Regions from separate parts of the Homo sapiens genome. Here region 2 is linked to region 1. Evidence: chromatin loops called from intact Hi-C (ENCODE). Cell type or tissue: CD4-positive, alpha-beta T cell. All regions are shown on one strand.

Region 1 (8,000 bases):
GTAACAGCCTAAACTTCTGCTCAATCAGGGCCATATGCTCTGATGGAAACGGCCTTGGCTTGGATCTCAGGAGACCTGGGCCTTAGTTCTGGCTCTGACACTAACTAGTTGCATGATCTTGCTAAGTCCTTTTCTTGAGCCCATTCAAGTATAAAATGGATTTCAGGTAAATGAAATCACAAAATGCAAAACCACAGACAAAATAACACTTCTGTATCTTCTTTTCTCTTCCTCAGTCTTCCCTTTATCTATACTGTCTCATTCTTTCTTTGGCTGTGGAAGGCAGAAAGATAATCTTTATCTGCATTGCTTAATCCCCATTTTCTAAGTTGTAGTTCAAATGGATCACCAAGATTACTTCCAAGGCTGCCAAGGCACACAACATCAGGTGTCAACATTCACATAGAAAGCAATGTAAGAATTGCTTTTGAGGATGTGCAGAGAAGAGGAGGTCCTGGCTTCATCCACACCACTTTACACAGTCCTTCTGGTAGAAAGAGCCTCTAGTAATTATACTGTATAGCATTTTCAGAAATATTGTCTCATATAAGTCTTATATAGAGAGATGATGTCCACAGGATTATCCATGCCATCACATATTGCAAGGCTTCCTTTCTTTTAAAGGCTGAATAATATTTCACTGTATATATATGTCTCATTTTCTTTATCTATTCATCCACTGATGGACATTAAGTTTGTTTCCACATCTTAGTCATTGGGAATAGTGCTGCAGTGAAAATAGGAGTGCTAATATCTCTTCAAGATCCTGATTTCAATTCTTTTGGATAATTACCCAGAAATAGGATTGCTACATCATATGGTAGTTCCACTTTTTATTTTTTGAGGAAACTTAGTACTCTTTTCCATAGCCGTTGCACCATGTTACATTCTTACCAACAGTGTACAGAAGTTTCAGTTACTCTACATCCTTGCGAACACGTATCTTTCTTTTCACTAATAGCCATCCTAACAGGTTTAAGGTAATATTTCATTGTGATTTTGATTTGCATTTTCTTGATGATTAGTGATACTGAGAATCTTTTGATATACCTGTTGTGCACTTGTATGTCTTCTTTCAATAAATGATAATTCCAAAATATATGAGAAACTTCTTCAACTTAATAACAAAACAAACAAATAGATCATCCAATTAAAAAAATGGACAAAGGTTGACATCCATCCCTTTGAAATGTAATTATCAAGGAGGGTAGCACCTGTCTCTTCCAGTCTCAATGGGCAGGTGGGCATCTAACTTAAGCACTTTGTTTTAACTTGCAAAAACCACTTCCTGTCTTAAAAATATGAGGTTTATTTTTTTCTTTGCATAAAGCCAATTGACTGACACAGATGGCCACTCCAATTACCAGGTAAGTCTAGGGTGAACTGTGAGTGACAAATGATTCTGTTAAGTCTTCTTACTTGAGGACAAAGTATTGTTTATTTGACAACAGCCATGTAATGGGTTGTATCTGCCTGGCTATGTACAAGGGTAAGATTTCGTTCTGTGTTTGCAATCTGTTTAGTGGATGTTCTGTAATACATATCATAGTCTGCTTCAATGGTATTCAAAAATAAAACTTTCTTTCTTTTACACCTTTGTGGAGTGATTTCCTGGGGTGGGAGGAGATTTTGTTTTTAATTATATTTTCCCAACAGAGGCAAAACAACCTTGGTAAGAATTGTAAATGAGGTGGAAAAATATTCACAATTTCTTGATGTCCTCCCACTATCCCTCCCCCTTGTCTAATCTCTTCTTACACTTCACATCTGACTGTCCCTCTTCAGAATTTATTTTGATATAAAAATGTGTCCAGTATCATCATCTATAAAATGGGGAATAATGAAAGACCTTATGTCATAGGATGAAATGATTTAATATCCATAAGTGCTAAAGATACTGTCTGCTATGTAGTAATCCCTATATATATTGTTATTGGTAATATTATCACATAGGACAATCTTACATCAAAGAGAAGACTGTAGCTACCCAACTTACACAGGTTCCACCAAGTACAAACAGATAGTGCTTTGAGTTACCCACCATTTGGGGGTATCTCAAGCTAGTTTTCTTCTTTGTCTTGTGCTCTGAACGAGCATTCCCACCTAGTCCCTCCTGTCTCTTCTGCTGCCACCAGCAGGGGTGACCATAAAAATGAAAACTTCCACCTCTAGATATGGTCACTTCACAAAGAGAATAAATATTGACCTGTGCTACCTCAGATCTGGTAAAAGAAACAAAAAGAACGACAAAAAAATAAAAACTTTCTCCTTGGCTCTGCCGCTTATAAGTGTGATAAAGGTCAAGTGGTTTAAATGTCAACACAGGAAACCAATAGAAAGGGCTGTGAATTTGACATTTTTGAGCATGGTGGAAATTATGAGGAAAGATGTGGGTCATCCTTTCTCAGGAACTTGGAGGAAGATTAAAACCTCTTTCCCAGCAGAGACTAAATGAGAAGGTGGCAAGTGAAGAAAGCTGTTGGCTGCGGGTCAAGGTCCTCTTTTAATAGAAAAGGTGCCTGTTTGACTTCATTTCGTGTTGCCATGACAATACCACAGATAACGGCAATTTTTAAAGAAAAGAAATTTATTTCTTACAATTCTGGAGGCTGGCAAATCCAAGGTCAAAAGCCTGCATCTGGTGAGGGCCTCCTTGTAGCATCATCCCATGGCGGAAGATGGAGGGGGAAGACAGCGTGAGAGGGCAAGAAAGCAAGACACAGCCAAACTTGGTTTTATAACAAGCTCACTTGAGATAACGAATCCTCTCCCACAATAGTGACATTAATCCATTTACGAGGACAGAGCCCTCATGACCTAGTCACCTCTCAAAGGTTTGACCTCTCAGCACTGCATGGGGGGTTAAGGTTCCAATATACCAACTTTGCGAGACTCATTCAAACCACAGCAGTGCCCTTGTGCTAATTACAGAAAGGCACTCACCCTATGTGAATGAATTAGAAAAAAATGGAGCTCGCTCTTAGAAGATGAAAGCCCTAGAGTTTTTGGATGGCAAGCTCAGTAGGGCTGGATTCTAATTCCCATTTGCCTACTCAGCTGGGTGTCTCTGGGCAATGCATGGGCTGCACAACGCTACACGGTGGCTGGCTGAGTGCTGCTACCACTTCCTATCCACTACTAACAAGTAGTAGTTAATACCTGGAACTTAAAACGACATTATAATGGAAGATCACTAATCTCCAGGAAATAATTACAGACTCTGAAAAAGGCAGAAGTGGGACTATTTCCCAGCAGAACTGAAAAAAATTATCCCACTTAGCTCTGCCTTTGATTGTGGTGAGTGAACTTCCCCCTTCCATATTTATCACACAGGCTTTAATATTGGCAGTACTGAGCTGTTGCTATAGCTCTCTCCGCTTCTTGAGATTTCTTAAAGGGTAATAGAGGAGTGGATTGAGAGAAATAGGTTATAGCTTTGTGAAAAGATGGTTAAACAAATGCACAGGACATTGGAAAAATTTGGGAACTACTGTGACCCCTTCCTCAGCCAAAGACTGCGTCAGGAAAGAAGAGATCTCTTATTCTTCTAGGTAATCATAGAAAAAAATCACAAAATATTTTCCTAACTTACTTGAGAGAAAAAGTGCATTTAATTTATAAAGTTATGCTATTTCATTGATGATCATAAACCATTTTTTGTAAGACTCATAATTATTTTACATTCCACTTAAGGAGGCAAAAAAAGACAACTAAATTGGCTGACACTATGAATTTTAAGGCACAACCTAATTTCAGAGATGTTAAAATGTGGAAAAATGTGTGCCTTAGAATCAATAAAATACAGCATTTTAAACCATTGCCTCTCCTGCTGTAATGAAGCCCCATCACTGGCAGAAAATGGAATCTAGTTAGGTACTTGAAATGTATGACTCCTAGCAATACTTTCTCCCTAGCAATTCAATTCTGATATTTTAAAATACTGACCTTTAGACAAAGTTGGGACAGGTTTGTGAGAGGAACTTGTGTTCTGGGCATTGCATTGCATAGATTGCCCAGGAATGTATAACCATATAAATCCTGCACACAGCCTGCTTTGTGGAACATCTTGGCATTTTTTTTCTTGTGCAAGGCTGACATCTGCTGGACAAACAACACTTAAGCAAAGTGTTGCATTTTAGAGTAAATTCAATTCTTGGCAAGAACCTACTTGTGGAGTATATACTACACATTTTCTGAGGAGAAGTTGCATGTAATTCTTATCTTTGTTTTTTTATAGGTAAGGTGTTTTTTCCTTCTGGCTTCTTTTATGATTTTTCCCTTTACTTGTGATTTTCTGTAGTTTAAAAATTATAAGCTTAGGTGTAGATTTTTGCGTTTTTTTGTGCGTGTGTTTATTCTTTTCGGTGTTCTCTGAGCTCTCTGGATCTGTGGTTTGGTATCTGACATTCATTTGGGGGAATTCTCAATTATTATTGTTTCAGATATTTCTTTTATTTCTTTCTCTCTTTCTTCTCCTTCTGGAATTTCCATTATGCATATGTTACACCTTTTGTAACTGTCCCACATTTCATGGATATTCTCTTATATTTTTTTCAGTCTTCTCTTAGCTTTTCAGTTTTGGTGGTTTTTATAGCTATAGTCTCAAGCTCAGAGATTCTTTCCTCAGCCATGTCCAGTCCACCAATAAGCCCATCAAAGGCATTCCTCATTTCTGTGACACCATTTTTTATCTCTAGCATTTTTTTTACTCTAAGGATTTCCATCTCTCTGTTCATTTGTTCTTGCGCACAGACTACTTTATCCATTAGAGCCCTTATCATTTTAGTTGTTTTAAATTTCCAGTTTGATAATCCTAACATCCCTGTCATATCTGAGACTGGTTTTAACGTTTTCTCTGTTTCTTCAACCTGTTTTTGCCTTTTACTATGTCTTTTTTTTACAACTGGACGCGATGTACTGAGTAAAAGAAATTGATGTAAATAGGCTTTTAGTAATGTGGTGGTAAGGTTTAGGGAGAAGGGAAGCGTTCCATGGTCTTATGGTTAGGTCTCAGTCTTCCAGTGAGACTGTGCCTCTGGATTGTGACTCTCACCTGTGCTTCTCATCCTCTCTGTCCCCTTTAATGGGACGGGATGGCTAGAGTAGGCAGGAGTTGGGTGTTTCCCTTCCTTCAGGTCGGTTAGTCTCTGATAAAACCTCATCCGGTTAGGTTTTTGGTATCTAGTTTCTCCCGAGGGAAGACTTTGTTAAGAGGAATAGAATGCTCTGCTGCATTTCAAAATGGTTCCTTTCTCCCGCCCCCTGCGGGAAACACTAGGGGATTTTTCTCCAGTATTTCCTGTGAGAACATGGTTGAGCTCCTAGAAGTAAGACTCCCAGAAACAAGGGGCCTCCCAATGACTGGGTCTCCCTAGAGTTTTTATTTCTCAGACTGGTCCATGCTGAGCATCCAGTAATTCCTCGGTTATTGTCCGGGTTCTCTACCGTGGTTCTGATTCCTGGGGGAGTTTATGCTTTGGGGTTTTTGCTCTAACAAGTCATAAATCTTTGCATTTGCCTATTTCTCTAATTTGAGGAGAAGTGGTTTGCCCTGTGACCCACTTCTCTGATGGGTCTAGAACGGTTACTAATTTTTCAGTCTGTTCAGGTTTTTACTTGTTGTTTGGGTGGAGTGGCCGCTTCTAGCTCCTAACATGCCAGACCAGCAACTGAAACCATCTGAAACTTCTTGAAGTGCATATGACATATTGATGCCTTCTGCTATTTACCTCTTTTGTGACTAAATACATACATATGATTCATATACCCTGAGATGTAGGTAGTAGGTAAGAGAGAAACAAGAGTGATTAGATTCCTAAAACCACAGAGAATTAGAATTAAAACAGTTAGAATTGTAAATATCTTTGTGTGTCTGAGCAAGTACCACTGAAATTTTGGAGTATTAACTAAGAAAACAATTAGACTAGAAAATGTAGAAAATGGTACCAAGATATCCAAAATAAAGGAATCTCTAAGCAAGATTTATTTACTTAATTCAATAAAGATTTTAATTTATACTATCTGGGGAAAATACCATTATCCCTTATGCCATTTTCTTTGTGGTTGTAGCAGATAGGTGGTTAAAACTACAGAAAGATTAATTTTCATTAGTTTAAATAATAAATTACTGGCCAAACTATTTAAAGGTATAAGAGATATCTCTGAAAAAATTAATACTGAAAAACTCATATCTGGAGGAAAGAAATTTTAGCTGCAATAAATAACAATGTGAAATTCATTTCCTGCTTTGAGGAGGGGAGGGAGAGCTACCTTCATCAGACCACAGTTGCAGAAGGGAGCTCAGACCCTAAATGAGCATAGCTGTGAGGTACATTGAGGAGTCTGCTCTGAGTTCAATGATGTGGGCTGATTAGAACATAGCTGAAAGCAGGTGTTGGGATATTGATTTCCATGGCTGGTCCTCACCTGTTACAAAACTTCTACTACAATGAGTTTCAAACTTCAATATGCAATCAATTATCTAACCTAAAGATCTTGGTAAAACTGTGATTCATTAGGTCTGGGGTGGGGGCTGACAGTCCACATTTCTAACAAAATCCCAGGGGATGCTGATGCTCCTTGTATCTGTACACTACAGTTTGAATATTAAAGTTCTACACAATGTCTCCTGGAACAGCAGTTCTCAGACTGTGATTACCAGACCAGCAGCAATAGCATCACCTGAGAACTTCTTAGAAATGCAAATTCTTTGGTTCTATCCAGGCCAATTCAATCAGACACTCTGGGAGCTGGGATCTGGTCATTTGTATTTTAACAAGCCCTCCAGGTGATTGTGATGCCTGCCAAAGCCTGGGCATCATTGATCTAGAGAGGTATTTTCCAGCCATAATAGAATTACCTGGAAGCTTAAAATAATTAGTCATTGGTTTCCAATTAAATCAGAATTACAGAATGTGGGACCCTTTATTATGGGTTTAAAAAAAAAAAACCTTCCTCATTTGATTACAATGTGCAGCCAGGTTTGAGAACTGCCTGAGAGAGGCCCACTTACTTCACGAGTCTTTGCCAGCAAAAGTCTGGTGGTGGTGGGGGTGCCTGGGTCTGCTGGGCCAGCGACTCTGACTCTGCTCCTCCTCACTGTTGCTTTGCACCTGTAACCAAGATCCCACAGAACTCAGCCAGAGCCAAGGGGGAAAGGGGGTAAGGAAAGGTGCAGGTGGCAGGTAGCTGTAGGGGAAGGAGGCTGAGTGTACTTGAGAGACAGCCTCTTCTGTGGTGTCAGGGACACAGTAATGAGGAAGGCAGGAGCGGAGGTGTAGCTCTACATTCAAGGAGAGGTGACATACATGCAAATGATATTTCAAATAATCACGGCTTCTTTTTGTGGCAAGGATTTAAAAGCTTTTTAAAGAGATCCCAACACTTCATGGAAGTATCTTCCATAGACCCAGGCGAGAGGAGTTCTGAGTCTTAGAGGGTCAGAAGAGTTGGTGGACTTAGAGAACACGAAGAGTTGGTGGACTTAGAGAATGTGCCCACCTAGTCCTGCACTATTCCTTCTAGAACATTCTTTGGTTACCCAGAATCACAAAGTTTGCTGGTCAAATGGCCCCAAGCCGGTTGCAGGAATGTGCGCTGGTTTTGCCTGATGACTGTTCTCTCAAGGGCTGACCTCTCCAGTAGTGTATGCAGCCTAGGCCCAAATGATGACCAATGGCTCTTTGTGTAGGTGGGAGCTTGTGGCATTTGGATGTGCAGGCTCGGGTAACCAAACATGGACATGCAAGGTCCCTTATGGTATAGGACAGGTCTGGGCACTGGAAGATAAGGGAACAGGTCAGGAGCTGGGGAGTGGTTCTGCTCACACTGTCACATTTTAGCACAGAAGTCCTAACAGTCTGAGAATCCTAGATTGAAATCTGGACTTCTGGGTCTTTATGGTTAGATATTTGTCAAGGTAAGGGAGAATTTATTTTATTTAAGAGTGGTTAGCTTTGTGTAAAACTGCTCTCCATTTGTAATCTCATGAGGACCACAAC
Region 2 (8,000 bases), 350 kb before region 1:
AAGATTGTAATGGCATGGCTTCAACAGAACAGAAGTTAAACAGAGATAATATGGTGGCTCCACAATATTCTGGACATTCTATCTCGTTACCCTTTCTTTTCAATATGTAGCTTCCATTTAGTGGCCTAAGAGGGCTGCTCTAGCTCCCATGCCTTTATCTCATTCCAGTCAGCGTGAAGGATTTAGAAAGGAGAAAGGGAGGACACACTCTTTCTGTCAAGGGCACCACCTGTCATTTGCCCTTATTGTATTTGTTCATATCCTCCTGTCCAAAACCTAGTCACTTGGCCACATCTGTCTGTAAGGAAGCTTGGGAAATGAAGTTATTAGCTACATGGAAAAAATGGCAGGGTCAGTGAATCGGAGGTCTGGATCAGGTCAAAGAATTGTTACAACTGGACTTCTACTGTAATGGAGATGGAAGGGCAGGAAATTGTGGCCAGACGTGGGATTCTTGAATTTAGGATTTTGGAAGTGGCTGTGGTGGCGCGTAGGCTGAGGTACAAAGGTTAAGAACTGAGAAGTCAGAGTGTTGGGGGGTCATCGGCATGAACACTGACAGTCCTCAAAAAAGGACAGGAGCAAGTGGGAAGAGGAAGACCAGGTGCTGAGGTTAGGGGCTCCCTGTAAGGGAGAGGGGTTGGTAGGAGGGCGCAGCATGTATTCTGAGCTTCAAAGAAGGGGAGATTTTGGAGTAGAACGGAAGAGGAATGGTTTAGAAGTGGCAGTGGAGAACAAGGAGGAAAATCCTTCTTCCCACCTTCGGATTCTGAGGCGGTTGGTGGCTAAAGGAGAAAGCAGTTTCCACTTGAGAGTGAAATAGAGGTTGTCAGAGTCTCAGAAAATCTGAAATTATTATTATTATTATTTTTTAAAGGACAGGTTCTTACTCTCTCACCCAGGCTGGAGTACAGTGGCATGATTGTAGCTCACTGCAGCCTTGAACTCCTGGGCTTAAGTGATCCTCCCACCTCAGCCTCTGAAGTAGCTGGGGCTACAGGCACGTGCCACCATGCCCAGCTAATTGTTTTTATTTTAGAGACAGGGTCTTGCTATGTTGCCTAGTCTGGTCTTGAAAACCTAGCCTCAAGCGTTCCTCCCACCTTGGCCTCCCAAAGCTCTAGAATTACAGGCATGAGCCACCACACCTGGCCTTAAAATGTTATTTTAGATTAGGCAATATCAGTTGAAAGATGGGAGAAGAAAGAAGAAAAAACGGGTATCAGTTGAAAGTTGGGAGAAGAAAGAAAAAAAAGGGAGATTAAGCAATAGAGAGAAAATTCAAAACAAGACATTGGGAATACCAAGGAATTTACTGACCACTGATCAGGAGTTCTAGAGGGCATAGTAAAAGGGTTTGGCAGAGAGAGACTGGGCAGAGAGAATTGGGCTAGATTTGGGGCTGACAGAGCCAAACAGGGTAGGGGTTCTGGATGACAAATATATCTGAAAGCTTTGGCTTGGTCCTGGAAGTGACTGTGGTCAACAGAGAGACAGAACCCAAGGATCTTGGTTGCCCACCTTTCTACAAGAGGAATCAGGACAAGGAATAGACCTTGGTGCCTACCTGAATGGTTTCAAGGCCTTTGGTGACTGATTCCTATGGCTTAAGGGGGGATGTGAGTGGTGGCTAATCCCATGGGAGATGTGTGGGAGCAGAATAACTAATGGCCCCACAAAGAGGTCCACGTCGGAAATCACAGAACCTGTAAGTGTGTTGGGTTACACTGGCAACAGAGAATTAAGGTTGCAGATTGAACTGAGGTTGCTAATCAGCTGGTCTTAAAATAGGGAAATTCTCCTAGATTATCTGGGTGGGCCTGGTATAATCTCAAGCATCCCTAAATGTGGACAAAGGATTCCAAAGAGATAACTAGACTGATGGCAGGGTGAGAAGCCTTGGCCGGATGGGGCTGGCTTTGAAAATGGAGGAATGGGGCCATGGGCCAAAGACTGTGGACAGCCTTTAGAAGCTGGAAAGGGCAAGGAAATGAATTCTCCCCTAGAGACTCCAGAAAGGAACGCAGCCCTGCCTGCTGACATGCCTTGATTTTAGCCCAGTGAGACCCATCTGGAACTCCTGAACTACAGAACTGTAAAATAATTAATTTGTGTTGTTTTAAGCTGGTAAATTTGTGGTAATTTGTAATTAGAAAACTAATACAAGATGAAAGGCTCTCTTCTGGGTGACTGCTCCTTCCCACAGGGTGAGATGCTATGACAGCTGGTGAGACAGAACATTTATTACACCACGTTTCACCAGGGGGCGGAGTTAATGCATCAACAGGAATGTTCCTCAACAGCTTTGCCTCTTTCCCTCCTGCCCTCTCTCATGAGGGTGCACACTTGGACAGGACTTCACCTTCCCACCTCTTCCCTGGGGGATGCATGCTGTTTCTCTCACCGTTTAGTGGCTCAGGCAGGACAGAGAGAAGGCCCCTTTTGGGCTTGTGTCTCGATAGCATTCTCCAGCTCAGCCTTGCCAGAGAGGTCAGAGTGCTGTGGGTTCCCCGGCACTTGTCTGGCTGTTAATACAATCGATGTTTTGGTTTCCTTTTTGCTCCTTGTTCTCTGGACACCTTCTCCATTGGCCAGACTCAGAGGGGCAGAGGGATGACGTGCTGGTGGCCCTCCCTGGAGCTGTGATGGTGAAGTCAAAGACTGGCCTTGGGGGACCCAAATACAGTGGATTTTAACAGCAAACACTCTAAAGGTAACTCTGACCTGCAGCTGCGTGGGTGCAGCTGAGGCTGGAATGAAATTATCCCAATTCCACTTGGGTACAGAGCATAAGGCTGTGAAATTTTGGCTTCAGATGATGTGTGTTAATATTTAGTAGGTGATGCTAGGTTGGCTGTCCAACTGATTGTCTAGTTTGGTTTCTTTTATGTTGTTGTTCACTTTTTTCCTAGTTTTCATTTAACACGTTTCTCTTGTTCTTTTTTCTCACCCACAGATGCAGGTCCCAATGTGTGCTTTGTTTTGAACTGCATTTAGGGTGGCAGGAAGACTCAGGAGGGATTTTGTTTATGGCCTGATCACAGGCTCCTGGGATTATTTCCTACCACGTAGTCTCAAAGTGGCTTGGGGTTGTACATTTATGAAGCTCCAGCCAGGGTTTCAGATTTCAGAGTCCCACTGTGGGATTAACCACAGAGGTGTGGTCGACTTCATACAGATAAAAATAATGGGATCCTTTATGTGGAGGAAATGTCACTGGGTGAAAGTGAAGAAAAACTCCATGGAATTACTATAAACTTGAAGAGTATGGGAGAAATGAACAAGTCCTGTACCTGGAAAACTCTTTAGAAATCATATTTTCCTAAGAATCAGGGAAACGTGGGGTTCATATAAGGTACAAGTCTTGGTCTTATAGTGAGACAAGTCAGACAGAAAGGGAAAAGAAAAAAGAGGGCAGTTCTGTTGATTGAGTTGGGAGAAAAGATGAGATTTTCTCAGGAGAAAGTTTGAGTTCATAGAGCCCATGCTTGAGATACATTAAAAGAGAAGGGAAATGGCTCTATGCCTAGATAGTTTTAAGGATGGAACTAGAAGAGAGCAGAATATTTATTTATTTCTAGATCACGGAGGGTGAATGGGGCCTGGAGAGATTTAACAACGATGCAAAACAGTTTGAGGCCGCTAGAGGGAGCGTTGACCCAGTCACTTGCACAGAGTGAGGGAAGACGAACAGGAAGTTTAGTGGTGAAACATTATTAGGTAAGTTTCAAAGGAATGCAGGTTTTTTTTTTTTTTAATGGGGGTTTGGGGGCTGTTATTGCCCATGTCCTGAGGAAGCATGCCACAGAATTACTGAGAAGATGAAATACACTCTAAAGGGAATTCATGCGTGAAATAAATAGATCTAGTCACGTCTGAGATTCTATGTTTTCTAAAAATTTTTAATTTTTTAATTGACAAATCATAGTTGTATACATTTAAGGGGTACAATGTGATGTTTCGATATATGTATACATTGTGGTATGATTGAATCAAGCTTAAACTTCTAAATATCATAAGATGATAGAAATATCCTAAGCCCCCACTTTGAAAGAAGAGGCTGTATACATGACCCCACCCTCTGAAGGCAAACTTAATGCCAACATTAGTCACTCCACGAGAGATTTCTCCCACTTGTGAAGTCAAGGCTTTCTCTCTTCTTGCAGATACCACTTAGTTTCTGCCACAGTATGATGCTGGCATTAGCCATGGGATTCCTGCACAGCTCAAGTGCCCCATGTGTCTTTTGAGCCTTGAGGAGGAGACTGACATGGAGATGCCTTGCCATCCCCTCTTCCAACGCAACTGAACCTTCCCTGGTTAAGCAAGACAAATTCCTCCCGCTATGCTGCCGTGAGCTGCTCACTGATAATGACATGTAGGAGGAACACAGATGAGATGAGGCCCACAAGCAGCAGCAGAAGTGTGGCTGGAGAACCTGCATGGAGCCAGGTATACCTGAGGCACTGCGGCTGAGCGCTGGCCCTCCATGACATCTCTCTCTGCACCTTGAACCTGTGTAGAAGGTTTTTTTCTTCCACCTTCTACCCCTGCAAAACAAACAAACAAACAAACAAACAAACAAAACAACCCTTAAAAGCCCCACAAAAAACCATGCACTAGGGCCTGGGCACATAATTGCTCTGGGGCCTGAGAATGTGCTTGTGTTTCTGAGTTTGGTTGGTGCAGAGCTGGTGCATGGTATTTCGTGTATCCTAGTTACTCTAACTTTGAAAAGGAGGGACCCATGAGCTCCTTGGGGTTGGATTAAGTCAACCTTGTAGATGCCAGAGGAACTACTCACATTTCAGGGGGAAAAAGACCAGGAGGGAGCCAGTCCCCTGCCTCCAGGCATAGCAGCCTTTCCCCTGACTCCCAGGGAACATGCCCCATGCTGGTGGCTCTGTGTCCTCCTCATCCTCTACAGATTTGTGAGGCTTCACCATGATCCTTCTTGTAGTCACACCTTAGAGACCTAGGCGGTGGCTCACCCCGGGCCAGAGAGAGGATGGAGACGCAGGTACCTAACCCTATCTCCACATTGGGAAGCTAAAGTGATAGGGAGAGTGTGTGTACCCCCCCCTTTCTCTTCCAGATCTTATTCTACCAAACAGCTGGAGCAACAAAAATGACAAAAACCACTCCCAGGCTGGGTGTGGTGGCTCACGCCTGTAATCCCGGCACTTTGGGAGGCCCAGGCGTGCGGATCACAAGGTCAAGAGATTGAGACCATCCTGGCCAACATGGTAAAACCCCATCTCTACTAAAAATACAAAAATTAGCTAGGCATGGTGGCCCGTGCCTGTAGTCCTAACTACTTGGGAGGCTGAGGCAGGAGAATTGCTTGAACCCAGGAGGTGGAGGTTGCAGTGAGCTGAGATCGCACCATTGCACTCCAGCCTGCTGACAGAGCGAGACTCCGTCTAAAAAAAAGAGAAGGAAAAAAAAAAAAAAGAAAAAAAAACCACTCTCTCCACCTCATCCCAACAGGTCACAAAGTTTTTCATGTTTGAAGGCCCAGCCAGAGCCTGGCAGCTGGTTGGGGGAGACAGAGAATGAGTTTTTGGGAATGGATTTTCTATTTATTTATTCAGAGACATAGCCTTGCTCTGTCACCCTGGGCTGGAGGGTAGTGGCGCAATCATAGCTCACTGCAGCGTTGAACTCCTGGGCTCAGGCGACCCTTTTGTGTCAGCCACCCAAGTAGCTGGGACTATATGTGTGCACCACCATGCCCAGCTAATTTTATATATATATATATATATATATTTTTTTTTTTTTAAATAAGGATGGGGGTCTTGCTATGTTGCTCAGGCTGCTCTCAAACTCCTGACCTCAAGTGATCCTGCCACTTTGGCCTCCTAAAGTGTTGGTATTACAGGCGAGAGCCACCATGCCTGGCTGGGAAATGAATTTTCTTTAAGAATGGAGATGTCTAGACAAATGGACATACCTAGATGCCTTTTGAATGAGACTCTGGGCTAAGGATGAGGAAAACATTGGGAGGGGAGGAATTTTGGACTTTACTTTTCTTGCACTGAAAGAGTGTATTTCAATTTTGTTCTTTGTGCCTTTTGAAATTAGGAGGATTGCTTGAGCCCATGAGGCAGAGGTTGCAGTGAGCAGAGATTGTGCCACTGCATTCCAGCTTGGGTGACAGAATGACAGAATGAGACCCTGCCTTAAAAAAAAAAAAAAAAAAAAAGAAAGAAAGAAAGAAAAATTAGAAGAGGTTTTATGTTCAAATTTAGGACTTTTTTTTTTTTTTTTTTTTTTTTGCTGGTGTTGAATTATTTGATCTTTTATGCTGCTACATAGTACTTATTTGTAACCCTCAAGTGAGCTCTACTGAGCAACATGACTGAGCAGATTGGAGAGAGGAAATAGAGTCTAGGGAACAGTACAGTCTTGGAGTTAATTTGTGTTCTATTTGAACTCAAATCAGAGGCTTGGGTATCAACAGTAAACTTGTCAAGCCACCAATTTCAGGAGGAAAGAACTGTGGTGAGGAGCTGTACTTTAATTTTTTTCATCTTAAAATGGAGATAACAAACTTTTTAAGTCTTTTGCAAGGGCTAAATTGGTAAATATGTATAAAGCATTTGCAACTAGGGCCTACCACATAGTGGGAGCTACTGTATATTAAATCAGTGGGCATATGGTAAGGCCACTTTTTAAGGCCACAAATGGCCAAATAGCTGCAGGGTAGAAGACCACTCTGATGTGCTGCTGATCTTCTCTCCCTCACCCCTCCAATCACAGCTGTGGCTGATCGCAGATCTCAGGCTCACCTGTTAAGCCCAAAGGCTTCAGAAGAGAGAAGGCTGTCTCTCTTATGTGACTCTGTGTTGGGGGCGTTCTTTCCTATCCCCTCCCAACAAGAAGAGCAGGTTGGAGGGAATATTTCCCAGTCTACCTTTCCATTCCTTCCCTCCTCCTCCCGGGGGAAGAGTAGTTGATCTTACAGATAAGAGCCTGATAGTGGCTTCTCCAGCCCTGTTTCTGTTCATTCAGTGAGTCAGTCGGGGTTGGGAATGTGGGCAGGGGCCCTTTAGCCTGAGGTCTCCCATCCAGTTTCCACAGACAGCCCTGCGCTCTGGGCTGTGGCACAGCTGTCCAGCCATTAATAAGATGGATGCTTTGATCCTCACTGGGTAACAACTCTCATATCCTTTTCTGTATTGGCCTGAACTGGAGGACCAAAAGGATGAATCTGGGGCTTCTTAATCTGCAAGACACTTCCATGTTCCTAATATCACCCACTCAGGAAACTTCCCTCTAGTTTTTTTTCCTGAATTCCACAGGCTCCTACCTTCCTTCCTCTGTCATTTTGAAAATAATTTTTCCTTATCTTAAGCTATATCTTGAGAAAGACCCATAATAGAACTTTCGATCTAGCTTGGGAGATGTTTTTGGTGGAGTTGTGTGTTCTTCCACTGGGAGGAAGGTGGGTAAACGAGGGAAAGTGGACATGTGGCAACTTTCTATACTAGGAGAAAGCAAAGGGAGGAAGTAGACTATTTTATCTGCCTCCAGGTCTGAATGTATTTCCAGATTCTCCTGGGCCAGGACAGACCAGCTCTGCATTGCAATAGGTCAGTTGCTATGTTGATCTTCTAAGCACATCTTTTCATGTGTCCTGGAGGTAGGACACTAGAGATCAGAGATATTTCCCTTCCTGCCATCCTACCTGCCCTTGAGTGACAGCTTCCCTTCATCTGTAAGACAGAAACCTTCATTTTCCCATGCTCTTCTTTACCCATTGAATCTCATATGCTGTTACAGTGAGAACTGGCCAGGGTTGGGAGGAGATTGGCACATATTAGGTAGATGCGCCTGGCACATAGTAAGCATGTGGGGGGTGTTTGTCGAGTGTGGGAATGGGAGTCATCCACTCTGTGGTGAAGCAGAAGTCTTGGCAGATGAGGGTGTAGAGGAAGAGGGTGGAGAGAAGACAAGAGGTTACAGGATGAGATGCTGGGAGCACAGAGTGTAGTCCA

The links. A loop is a pair of places that touch in the nucleus more often than their neighbours do. Peaks named below come from ENCODE experiments on the same cell type or tissue, not always from the same donor. Only the 100,000 strongest peaks of a DNase experiment are listed, where the experiment ranks them.
Region 2: a loop joins it to region 1, with 3 times the contacts of the local background. A loop is called at or near these places in 50 of 110 quality-filtered maps.

The regions. Positions count from the first base shown.
Region 1 is chr12:54,954,156-54,962,155 of GRCh38, forward strand. It overlaps TESPA1 (thymocyte expressed, positive selection associated 1), which reads right to left. Exons shown (of 11, transcript NM_001136030.3): 10 at 7,013-7,112. The coding sequence ends at 7,014. Among named protein-coding and RNA genes, the nearest start is that of TESPA1, 27 kb to the right of the region's middle. RefSeq lists an enhancer at 5,166-5,215. In CD4-positive, alpha-beta T cell, CTCF peaks have their summits at 4,093 (motif pointing left) and 4,292; a DNase peak (open chromatin) is centred at 4,096; H3K27ac peaks cover 2,925 bases.
Region 2 is chr12:54,599,732-54,607,731 of GRCh38, forward strand. No RefSeq gene overlaps it. Among named protein-coding and RNA genes, the nearest start is that of PPP1R1A, 15 kb to the left of the region's middle. In CD4-positive, alpha-beta T cell, CTCF peaks have their summits at 3,637 (motif pointing right) and 3,836; a DNase peak (open chromatin) is centred at 3,670.